Regions from separate parts of the Homo sapiens genome. Here regions 2 and 3 are each linked to region 1. Evidence: chromatin contacts called from ENCODE Hi-C or POLR2A ChIA-PET data. All regions are on one chromosome and are shown on one strand. The core of a region is the stretch at or near the end of the contact, and the rest is flanking DNA. Distances in the headings are between cores, read along the strand shown. Region 1 overlaps CAMKK2 (calcium/calmodulin dependent protein kinase kinase 2). Region 2 holds the start of NRAV (negative regulator of antiviral response). Region 3 overlaps HPD (4-hydroxyphenylpyruvate dioxygenase).

The links. Hi-C counts contacts between places; a loop is a spot of excess contacts on that map. ChIA-PET counts read pairs that join two places held with the same protein, here RNA polymerase II (POLR2A). Pooled maps may share reads with other maps.
Region 2: a pooled map shows a loop between it and region 1 (7-fold over the local background). The contact joins the promoter of NRAV here to the enhancer-like site in region 1. A Hi-C loop is called at or near these places in 1 of 50 pooled maps. POLR2A ChIA-PET finds 5 or more read pairs at or near these places in 3 of 52 experiments (H1, activated B cell and activated CD8-positive, alpha-beta memory T cell).
Region 3: a pooled map shows a loop between it and region 1 (6-fold over the local background). The contact joins two enhancer-like sites. A Hi-C loop is called at or near these places in 4 of 50 pooled maps. POLR2A ChIA-PET finds 5 or more read pairs at or near these places in 2 of 52 experiments (B cell and activated CD4-positive, alpha-beta T cell).

What each region holds. Positions count from the first base shown.
Region 1 is chr12:121,238,575-121,242,217 of GRCh38, forward strand. CAMKK2 (calcium/calmodulin dependent protein kinase kinase 2) reads right to left here. Exons shown (of 17, transcript NM_001270485.2): 17 at 1-2,295. The coding sequence ends at 2,125. Among named protein-coding and RNA genes, the nearest start is that of P2RX4, 30 kb to the left of the region's middle. RefSeq lists a silencer at 2,192-2,271. Within about 2 kb of position 2,082, at least 24 of the 41 ENCODE cell types and tissues checked have a DNase peak (open chromatin) inside an H3K27ac peak, as active enhancers do.
Region 2 is chr12:120,493,963-120,497,605 of GRCh38, forward strand. It overlaps NRAV (negative regulator of antiviral response), which reads right to left and starts at 1,984. Exons shown (of 2, transcript NR_038854.1): 1 at 1,861-1,984. It overlaps DYNLL1 (dynein light chain LC8-type 1), which reads left to right and starts at 2,151. Exons shown (of 3, transcript NM_003746.3): 1 at 2,151-2,254; 2 at 2,454-2,591. The coding sequence starts at 2,460. RefSeq lists silencers at 1,695-1,744, 2,035-2,554 and an enhancer at 1,809-2,475.
Region 3 is chr12:121,837,929-121,841,571 of GRCh38, forward strand. It overlaps HPD (4-hydroxyphenylpyruvate dioxygenase), which reads right to left. Exons shown (of 14, transcript NM_002150.3): 13 at 2,004-2,120; 14 at 1,599-1,910. The coding sequence ends at 1,800. Among named protein-coding and RNA genes, the nearest start is that of TIALD, 17 kb to the right of the region's middle. RefSeq lists enhancers at 920-1,590, 2,262-2,931 and a silencer at 1,553-1,752. Within about 2 kb of position 1,728, at least 16 of the 41 ENCODE cell types and tissues checked have a DNase peak (open chromatin) inside an H3K27ac peak, as active enhancers do.

The DNA of each region.
Region 1 (3,643 bases), core at 832-3,331:
TCATCAATGTGGGTCTCCCCCACCCCACTGCCCCCACAGCTGGGTGCTGCCTGATTGCTGGCATTCCCTGGAAGAAATCTTAGATGGAAGGTTCCGTGGTGGGGAGAAATGGCATTGTCTGATGCAGCTGTGTAAACAAGAGAAGCCCTGCAGAAGCTCTAAGCACTGCTGCCCCCTGGGCCAGCCACCAGGCCAGGCCAGAGCCCACACAAGCAGGCTGGGCCTAAGACTAGGGACCCGCTGGCTTTAACCTCTGCAAGGTGCTTATTGCAAACTAACCAAGCCCCATCTGGTGCCAGAAGGGGTGGAGCTATTGAGTCCTCTCCCCATAAACATAAAGCCAGGAGGGCAAGAGGAAGTGCTGGGTTACAAAGACCCAGCAAGCAGGCCAGACGACCCTCTCTAGACTACCTGTCCTTTGCTCTTCAAAACCAGCATTCCCTAATTCTGAACTGCTTATAAGATAGCAAAACAAGTCTGGCTAAACTACAGTCAAGAGCTTAGGATCTATGGAAGCCAAGAAGGCCCAGGGCTCCATGAATGGGCTGGGCAGGGGCACGAGGCCTTGCCTTTGTCTGAGAAGTCCTCACACCACAGCTGATCAGATGGAAACAATGGGGAAGCAGAGTTTCCCGGTGCCGTCTTTCCCCAGCCCAGATTCCACCAAGCGCTGGAAAGCAGAGCTGGGAATCTCCCAAGGCAGAGTCCTTCCAGCTTTCCTCCCCCTCAACTTCACACTCCCCTACCTGTGGCTCTGGAAGGAGTCACACTTGAACCTCAACCAAACTTCCCAATATCAGTTGGAAGTCAAAAAGATGAACCCTTTCTTTCTGGACTTTTAGCTACAAAGGGGAACTTCCTGTGCCAAGCCCTGGTTTCCTCATACCCCAACGAGTGCTGTGGGTTTCAACAGTCTTCTCTAAAAGGGTGCCCCAAGGTTATTGTGTGGAGTCTAGGGAAGCTCAGATCCTCAGGATGATCATTTGTGTGTTGGTCCAGTGAAAGCATTTCCCACCTGGCCCTCCAGAAACTGGGTATTTCATTGACCACAACAATCAGCTAGGATTTAAAATGAAAACAAAACCTTAGCAGTCTTTAGAATATACAGGTTATGAACTAGCTAAGCTGCTAATATATATACAGGCGGGCATAGGTTTCATCGGCTCTAACTGATCACATGCCTGAAGCTGTGAAATATATCCTGGAAGCTCTAAATAGTTTCTGAACTACTGTGCTCTAGAGTTCACTCTAGTTAGAGACTTGAAAAATGTTTTTGTTTAATCTTAAGCCATGTAATGTACATGGAAGCATAGGATTTCACCCTGAAGTTTTCGTAATTTGACAAAGAGATTTACCAGAGCTCGGTCAGCTATCTCAGAAACCTGCTTTGAGCAGCTGTCATGAAGAAACACGTTCAGTCTTTCAGGAGAAATGTTTCCCCACCACAGCTGCTGAATACCCTTCCAGGCTTGGAAAATCCCCTTCCAGCAGCACTTATTAAATTTCAAGCCCTTTCTGTTTTCCTGACTACAATTCTACCCATAAAAAATTTAAAAATCCTTCTTACAAATAAGTTGCATCAAAGCTCCCTGCAGCTACTGAGGGCCAGCCCTGCTCTGACTCCTTGAGACCACGGCTCTGGAAGGTGCCATGGTTTCCGGTTTGCACTAGGAGCCACATCTAGCCCCCTACTCCCTCTCAAATGCAGCAACCACCTCCATGGCCTCAGACCGCCGGAGTTTTCTGCTCGCCTTTCCACAGTTGTCAAACCCCACACACAGTCACTTGGTATATCTGACGTGGTTCTGAAAATCACAATGAAGGATTTTTGGCATAAAAACGTTTTAAAAAGCAATTGTCCCAAAATGCACGTGGGTTTGGGTCTGCAACTCCTCACACCCGCCTGTCCAGCCAGCCAGCGGCCACGGTCGACGTCATGGAGTCAAGTCCTTTTTTTTTTTTTGTCCCCTTTAAAACAACAAAGGAAAAAACAAATAACCAGAGATGACGATCGAGGCTCTACACACGTGCTGGGTTTCCGTAGGACATGCTGCTATGGAAACGCGGTGCAGCAGCCCCCCAGAGGCGACGCGGCGCGCATGCGAGGTCGAGCGATCCAGGCAGCTACTCGGGCTCCATGGCCTCCTCCGGCCGCAGTGGATGCATGCGTGCGGGGGAGCCGGGGGCGGGGGCCCAGCAACTTTCCACGCAGGGACTGCCTCTCACAAGAGCACTTCCTCCTCCCCCACGGGGGGCGGGTCGGTGCCCTGGAGGTTGTCTTCGCTGCCTTGCTTCCTGCTCACCGAACAGAAAACCAACATTAAGACTCTGAGAAATGCCAGCGAGGCCCTGAGCCAGCTGCTCCCACATCTGGGCCCCCTGCCCAAGTGGGCCGTCGCGCACCCCCTGGAACGTGATCTACGTAACCCAGTCTTTGAGATCCTCTCCCCTTTTCCTTGCTCACATAAATTTTTCAAAGGAGACTTTGCACGCAGCCCCTCTGTAAATGAAAGACCAGCATCATTTGCCAAAAATAGCAAGGACCCGTACAACAGTTCCAAAACTATGTAACACCAAAATTCACTGCACAAATCCCAAGTAGAAGGCACCCCCCACCCCACGGCGCCTGTCATACCAGGTTTTTAGGTACTTCGATCCCCCACTTAGGCTATGAGCCCTTACAGGGAAGGGACTGTGACGCTTGTCCTCAGTCACCAGATGTTGAGTTCCTTGTGTGTGGGGGTGATCAGAGCCTCCCCTGCCTGGCCTGGCACACAGCTGGCCCTCAAGAAAGGGCAGATGACAACTGCTCCAGGGATCCTCCCGCCTCAGCCCTCCTGCAGCCAGCCCTGAGGGAGGAGCACCTCAGACAGAAGAGGAGGCCCCTTCCCTCTTGGAAGTGGGAGGAGGAGAGCCCTTGTTTCCCTGAAGAGCCCAGGCTGGAGCCGCCGGTGTGACAGCGTGGATGGCGTGACAGGTGCGAGGGGAATCCCCGAGCCTATCCCCTCACCACCATCACACAGCTCCCCTGTTCTTAGGGAGGTCACTGGGCATGCCACATGGGTTACTGTCTGTCCTTCCCCCACAACAATCCGTGTCTCCTGTCCAGGAGGGAGACTGTCCTTACACAAGGGAAAGGAAGCGTGATGTCTGGCTTGCTATGTTTCTGATGGAGAATGTGGGTAAGGTCCCTGGGGAGGGGGGCGCTGTAACTAGACGTTAGGTCAGGCCCTCAGTCTCTGCCCTCGCAGTTGCCTGTTGGTAGGGGTTGGGTCTTACTGCAGACGGCAGGCAGGCCCCCAGTCCAAGACCCCCAGTGCCTGAATCAGCTCTGTGAGCTCCCATGACCAAGGCATCCTACCTGCTGGGGGCTGAGGGCAGGGGATCCCAGGTGAAGAAAGGAAGGGGCAGCATAGCCCTTTGGGGCCAGTCTCCATCTGCTGGTGTCTTGCAATTTTGATCTCATTGAAACGAAGGCCGGGCACAGTGGCTCATGCCTGTAATCCCAGTACTTTGGGAGGCTGAGGCAGGCAGATCACCCGAGGTCAGGAGTTCAAGACCAGCCTGGCCAACATGGTGAAACCCCCATCTCTACTAAAAAAATACAAAAATTAGCTGGGCATGGTGGCACATGTCTGTAAAC
Region 2 (3,643 bases), core at 734-3,233, 740 kb before region 1:
GATAGTATTATTATAGTAAAAATTAAATAAATAATAACAGGGGTAGTGTAGTGTAGATATGGAAAAAAATCATGAGGATGATTTAGGAAATTTCCCTGGGGTTTCTACTTAGTGGAGTCACCGTGGCTTTACTTTAGTGTCATTTGCATTTCCAGGGTCCTCACTTGTTGTCAACCTATTTCTTCCTCAAGAGAGGTACTATAGTAATATTATAACTCCTCAAACCCTGAATCTCATCATTAGAAACATGGAACTGGAAAAAGCTGTTGATTTAATTGATATGCATATGTTGAACCTGAAAAGGTTCTAATTATTGCCATTTTTTTCCTTTTTTTTTTTTTTGAGACGGAGTTGCCCAGGCTGGAGTGCAATGGCGCGATCTCGGCTCACTACAGACTCTGTGTCCCGGGTTCAAGTGATTCTCCTGCCTCAGCCTCCTGAGTAGGTGGGATTACAGGCACGTGCCACCATGCCCAGCTAATTTTGTATTTTTAGTAGAGATGGGGTTTCTCCATGTTGATCAGGCTGGTCTCAAACTCCTTACCTCAGGTCATCCACCCGCCTCGGCCTCCCAAAGTGCTGGGATTATAGGCATGAGCCACCGCACCCGGCCTATTCCCATCTTTTTCTTTCTGGAGTTGTGTGCCTCTGCTCAAATTGTTTTATTTTTATTTTTTGAGATGGGGTTTGGCCATATTGCCCAGGCTGGTCTCCAACTACTGAGCTCAAGCGATCCCCTTGACTCGGCTTCTCAAAGTGCTGGGATTACAGGTGTGAGCCATCATGCCCAGCCACAAATTGTTTTAAGGAGTAATGAGAGTAGATGGTCAGAGGAAAATGTAGAAATGTAAATAGGAAGCTTCCAGATACATGATTAACCTGATAACTTATTTATGGAGGTTCGAAAAATACATTATAGGCATTTCAGAGCTGGTTGTTCAAAACCTTGCTGTGGCCTTTGGGATAGTTGTATAAACTGACAATTATTGATAAGATTCATTGATCATTTACTATGTGCCTCACATTGTGCTGAGAGAACTTCAAATGTTTAATACTGCTAACAAGCGTATGAACTGGTTTCCTTTTACATTTAGTCCTCCTTTACTTAAAGAAGACATTCAAATAGCTAGTAAATGACAGTGCTGGGATTTAAATCCAGATCTGACTTGTCCCTCAACTCCCCCAAGATCTTGCTTTTTTAACCACTTCGTGTCTCCTCCCTAAGCCAGAGGGGACGTCATCTCTCTAACGGCCGCTTTTTCGTCCATTAGAATACCTCCTCCTCAGAGATAAATCCCAACCAAGAATCTCTCCCACACAGGAAAGACTGCCTCACCTGAGCAAGAAGCTTCACCCTGGACAAAAACCCCGGGGCTCAACACTCCCAAATCCACCCGGATCCCCATCCCCAACCCCTTAAAGGATGTCCGCATTGCTTGGCAGAGACCCCACTCTTGGGGATAATCCCTTAATTCGTAAGGAAACACCCTCCCTCCTTGAAGCCCTCCCTCAATCCTGAGGATGCCCTCCCCTAAATATTTCAGAGCAGAACCGACTACAAATGGGGCCCAGTGCAAAATGAAAACGTAAGGGTCCCTCCTGTGAGACTGCACTGCTGGTTTACCCACGAAGCCGGCCCTGCTTCAGAGATACCCTTTCAGTAAAGGGAGAGGCCACCTCTGTCGTAATCCTGCTAACCTGGGGTGCGAGATCATGCGACCTGTCGTGGTGGGGGGGCGGGGGGGTGGGGGCAGGAATGGCCACCAACTTCTAGAGACTGTTGTTCGAGAACACACCCTGGGACAACCTCCGTGAATTTGGAATCACTTCCCTTGGCCCCGGCAGAAGCTCCCTTCCTACCTCTCCAGACAGCTGGGTGGTCCTCGTAACCCGGCCGGGGCTCCACCTTCTGGGTGTGTGGGCCTCGTAGCGTGCGGCCCATTGCCCGGGCAACCGACGCCGTGAGCGGTGCATTGTGGTCTGCAACAAAATGCAGGAGAAAGATCCTGAGGGAACCATGGAGTCAATGGACCAATGGAAGAATGCCGTGGGCTGCGTCAAGCCAATAGGGTCGCGCGGCGAGGGGCGGGGCCGGCGGGAGCAGGGCGGGGCCTGAGCACTAGGCGGCGGCGGCTGGCGTGGGGCTGCTTAGATGCGCCACGGTTTCGGTAGCGACGGTATCTCTAGCCGGGCCTGAGCTGTGCTAGCACCTCCCCCAGGAGACCGTTGCAGTCGGCCAGCCCCCTTCTCCACGGTGAGAAACTCGGGGGGCCAGGGGGTGTCCTCGCTGCCTTATTTCGCCCCACTCCGGACTTAGCCCTCCGCGTAGCCCGCGCTTCCTGAGAAGTGGGGTGGGGGGCGTCGTCCCGTGGTGGCGCCGGCCGGGGTGGGGGCAGTTAGTGCCTGGGGGGCGCGGCCCAACTCAACCCCTTACCCCAGGCCTTGCCCACTAGGTAACCATGTGCGACCGAAAGGCCGTGATCAAAAATGCGGACATGTCGGAAGAGATGCAACAGGACTCGGTGGAGTGCGCTACTCAGGCGCTGGAGAAATACAACATAGAGAAGGACATTGCGGCTCATATCAAGAAGGTGAGGATGGGCGCGGGGGCCGATACGCAGCCGGGAGCAGGGGGTTCCTTCCCCCCGATCCTGCTTTCCTAAGGGCGCCTGACAGGTCCCGGGAATACTGCTGGCGGCTTGGGGCGTAGAAGCTTCCAGAAAGGACGCAGATGCATTTTGCGCTCCTGTGGAGAAGACCAGACCCCCGGCGTCCGAAGTTTTTTTTTTTTTTTTTTTAATTACCCAGCTCCGCGGGGGGAAAGCGCCACCTAGCAACGGTATCTAAGATCAGGGAGCAGCGGTTCCCCCTTCTGTGTGGTTCCTGCGCCGAGGATCCATCTGGGTGTTCCGGAGGGGGGAGCTGCGTGGGTGTTTCCAGCCGGGCCGGGAGGAGATCTTGCCAGCCTTCCAGTGGGGAGTTGAGGGAAGGTGGTGGGTGGTGGCGGGGCTGGGGGCTGGGGTAGGGGCTTGGTAAATGGCAGTCTAGAAAGCCGGCAGGACTGCCAACTTCTCGAGCAGTGTTTGCTGGAAGGGAAGAAAGCTGGCAGCCTAAGCCGTGGGAGGGTTCCAGTCGAGAATGGGAAGATGAAAGACTTCAGATGGAACAGAAATAAATGCCTTTTTTGACAAACGCAGCAGTGCGTGCCTCTAGCTTGCAAGAGCGTTACTCCCCTTCATAGCTTTAAAAGGTTTTCGCACTGCGTGCAGTTAGAGTAGCTAAATCTTGTGTGACGCTCCACAAACACTTGTAAGAATTTTGCAGAGAAAGATAACCGTTGCCACCCAATGCCCCCCACAGGCATTCTACTCCCCAGTACCTCTTAGGGTGGGAGAAATGGTGAAGAGTTGTTCCTACAACTTGCTAACCTAGTGGACAGGGTAGTAGATTAGCATCATCCGGATAGATGTGAAGAGGACGGCTGTTTGGATAATAATTAAGGATAAAATTTGGCCAGTTGACAGATTCTGTTTCCAGCAGTTTTTACAGCAACAGTGGAGTGCTTCAGTATTGTGTTCCTGTAAATTTAATTTTGATCCGCAATCATTTGGTATACAATGCTGTTTGAAGTTTTGTCCTATTG
Region 3 (3,643 bases), core at 478-2,977, 600 kb after region 1:
TAGCTGGGCGTGGTGGCACATGCCTATAGTCCCAGCTACTTGGGAGGCTGAGGTAGGAGGATCACCTGAGCTCAGAAGGTGGAGGTTGCAGTAAGCCAAGAGCACACCACTGCACTCCAGCCTGAGCAATGGAGTGAGACTCTGTCTAAAAAAAAAAAAAAAAGAGAGAAAAAGAAAAAAAAAAGAGGCCAAATTTGCCCACCACCAACTCTTACCTGGTTTTGAAGAAAGAATCTCCTTCCTAGGGTTTTAGGACCCAGCTGCCTCATTCTTTTGCAAGGATCACTCACTCTTCTATGAGTATGAACAAGCCCCTTTCCAAAAGAAGTCCTCACTGCGGGCAAGGCTGGGGCAGTGCAGCTGCGTGGGTGGTCATGGGCACTGCCCTGCTGAGGGCAGGGACTGGGATACCAGGCCCCTCCTACCTGCTTTATCTCTGAGACCAGGAACCAAGGGACCATATCCTACAGTTGATGAGCAGGGATGCTGCCCCTAGAGTCCCTTGTCTAACACTCTCCCCTCTCCTGTGTTCAGAGGTTTGGGCTCTGGGTAGCAAAACTGAAGACAGCTCATCTTTAGAGATCATCGGCCGGGCGCGGTGGCTCACGCCTGTAATCCCAGCACTTTGGGAGGCCGAGACCATCCTGGCTAACAAGGTGAAACTCCGTCTCTGCTAAAAATACAAAAAATTAGCCGGGCGTGGTGGCGGGCGCCTGTAGTCCCAGCTACTCGGGAGGCTGAGGCAGGAGAATGGCGTGAACCCGGGAGGCGGAGCTTGCAGTGAGCCGAGATCGCACCACTGCACTCCAGCCTGGGGGACAGAGCGAAACTCCGTCTCAACAACAACAAAAAGAGATCATCAAGCCGGCAGACAAGATGCTGCCAAACTCTGACCCCACCTCAGGGCCTTTCTCCGTTCGCTCTTCCTGGAATCCTTTTCCCGAGCATGGTCCCATGGCTGGCTCCCAAATGTCACCTTCTCGGAGAGGTCTTCCGTTATCAAAATTAGCTCCCCTGCGATCTTCGCTTCCACATATTCTCATCAACTGCCTTTTTTTTTTTTGAGACAGGGTCTCACTCTTGCCCAGGCTGGAGTGCAGTGTCAGGATCAGGGCTCGCTGCAGCTTAGACCTCTGTCCATCAATCGATCCTCCCACCTCAGCCTCCTGAGTAGCTGGGACCACAGGTGTGCGCCACTACGCCAGGCTAATTTTTATTTGTTATTTGTGTAGACGCAGGGGGGTCGGGGTCTTGCTATGTTACCGGGCTGGGCTCGAACTCCTGGCCTCAAGCGATCCTCCCACCTCTGCCTCCCAAAGCGCTGAAATTACAGGTGTGAGCCACCACGCCCGGCTCATCGCTTGCTTTATTGTCTGAATCGCGTTTATCTCTCTACAAAAGCAGTGTCATCCGTCTTTCCCTCCAGAGCAAGTCCCCTTCCTTCCCTGGTTCCAGAATTCCCCTCTCCGCGTGGTCCCGCTGGCAAAGCGCTGGCACCCGCAGCTCCTCGGTCCCGCGGCGCTGGCGGCCGCCCTGGCCTCCCCCTGGCTGCCATAAGGCACTACTGCCTTATGCGCAACACAAACACAGACACAGTATTGGACCGGGGCACGCTTTAATCGGGAGGGCTGGAGCAGAGGGCGGCCCCGCCGAGGGGCGTGGTCAGTGTGGGCGGAGCCTTGGGGGCCGAGTCCGCTGGTGGGCGGGACCCAAGGGGAGCAGCCAGTAGGGAAGTTGGGCGAGTTCCAGAATCAGGGGGCGTGGCTGTGTGGCTGTGGCCTCCGTGGGGTGGGCGGGGCTTACATGCCGGGCACCACCCCATTGGTCTCCATGTTGGTGAGGTTACCCCGCAGGTTCTGCTCCTCCTCGAAAGCCTTGAACAGTGAGTTGAAGTTGCCGGCTCCAAAACCCTGTGGCGGGAAAGAGAGGAGATGAGCCAAGGACCCAGAAAACCGAGTGTGCTAGCTGCCTGTCCCCTCGGGCCTGCCGGGGACAAGCAGTACCTGGTGGTTGTGGCGCTGGATGACTTCCAGGAAGAGCGTGGGCCGGTCCTGCACCGGTTTGGTGAAGATCTGCAGGAGGTAGCCTTTCTCGTCGTAGTCCACCAGGATTTTCAGCTCCTAGGCGGGAGACAGGGGGCTCTGCTAGGGGAGGCTGGCACGGTGAGATCCTTGGAAAGTCCACAGGGGCTCCTGCACCCCAAAAGTCTGGAAATGACCTCTTTTTCTGGCAGTTCAGCCACCTCCAAATATATCCCCAAACTGTCCTATTACTATCCCCCTACTACAGTTCCTAAGGCACCATTCAAGACTGCTGCCCGCTTCTAATCTTGTATCCTTACAATCCATCCTCCCCGCAGACATTATCAGGACACTTTCTTTTTCTTTTTTGAGACGGAGCCTTGCGCTGTTACCCAGGCTGGAGTGCGGTGGCGCAATCTTGGCTCACTGAAACCTCCGCCTTCCGGGTTCAAGCGATTCTCCTGTCTCAGCCTCCCGAGTAGCTGGGACTACAGGCGCAGGCTACCATGCCCGGCTAATTTTTGTATTTTTAGTAAGACGGGGTTTCACGATATTGGTCAGGCTGGTCTCGAACTCCTGACCTCAGGTGATCCACCCACCTCGACCTCCCAAAGTGTTGGGATTACAGGCGTGAGCCACCATGACCTGCTGCGGGATCTTTTAAAAGTCGGATCATGTCATTCCCCTGTTTAAAATCCTCCAGTGGAAATCGGAACCCTCATGTACTGCTGGTGGGACTGTAAAATGGTGCAACCACTTTGGAAAACAGTCTGGCAGCTTCTCAAAAAGTTAAACATATAGTGTTGCTTCCTTAAAATACGGATTAAAAAAAAAAAAGGGGGTGGCCAGGCATGGTGGCTCACTTTGGGAGGCCGAGGCAGGTGGATCACCTGAGCTCAGTTCGAGACCAGCCTGGCCAACATGGGGAAACCCAGTCACTACAAAAAAAAATACAAAAATTAGGCTGGGCAAGGTGGCTCACGCCTGTAATCCCAGCACTCTGGGAGGCTGAGGTGAGTGAATCACCCGAGGTCAGGAGTTCGAGACCAGCCTGGCCAACATGGTGAAACCCCATCTCTACTAAAAATAAAAATAAAAATAAATTGGCTGGGCATGGTGGCACACGCCTGTTATCCCAGCTACTCAGGAGGCAGAGGCAGGAGAATCGCTTGAACCCGGGAAGTGGAGGTTGCAGTGAGCCAAGATCGGCCACTGCTCTCCAGCCTGGGCAACAGAGCAAGACTCTGTCTCAAAAAAAAAAAAAAAAAAATTAGCTGGGCGTGGTGGCGGGCGCCTATAATCCCAGCTACTGGGGAGGCTGAGGCAGGAGAATTGCTTGAACCCAGGAGGCTGGAGGTTGCAATGGGCCAAGATCGCACCACTGCACCCCAGCCTGGGAAACAAAGCAAGACTCCATCTCTAAACAAACAAAAGGGAACATGGAATTACCATGTGACCTAGCTACTCCTAGATATATTCCAAAGTGCATTGAAAACACGTCCACACAGAGCCTTGTACATAGATGTTCACAGTAGCATTACGTATAACACCCCAAAAGTGGAAACAACCCAAATATCTATCAACGAGGAATAGATAAACAATGTGTGTCTATCTATACAATG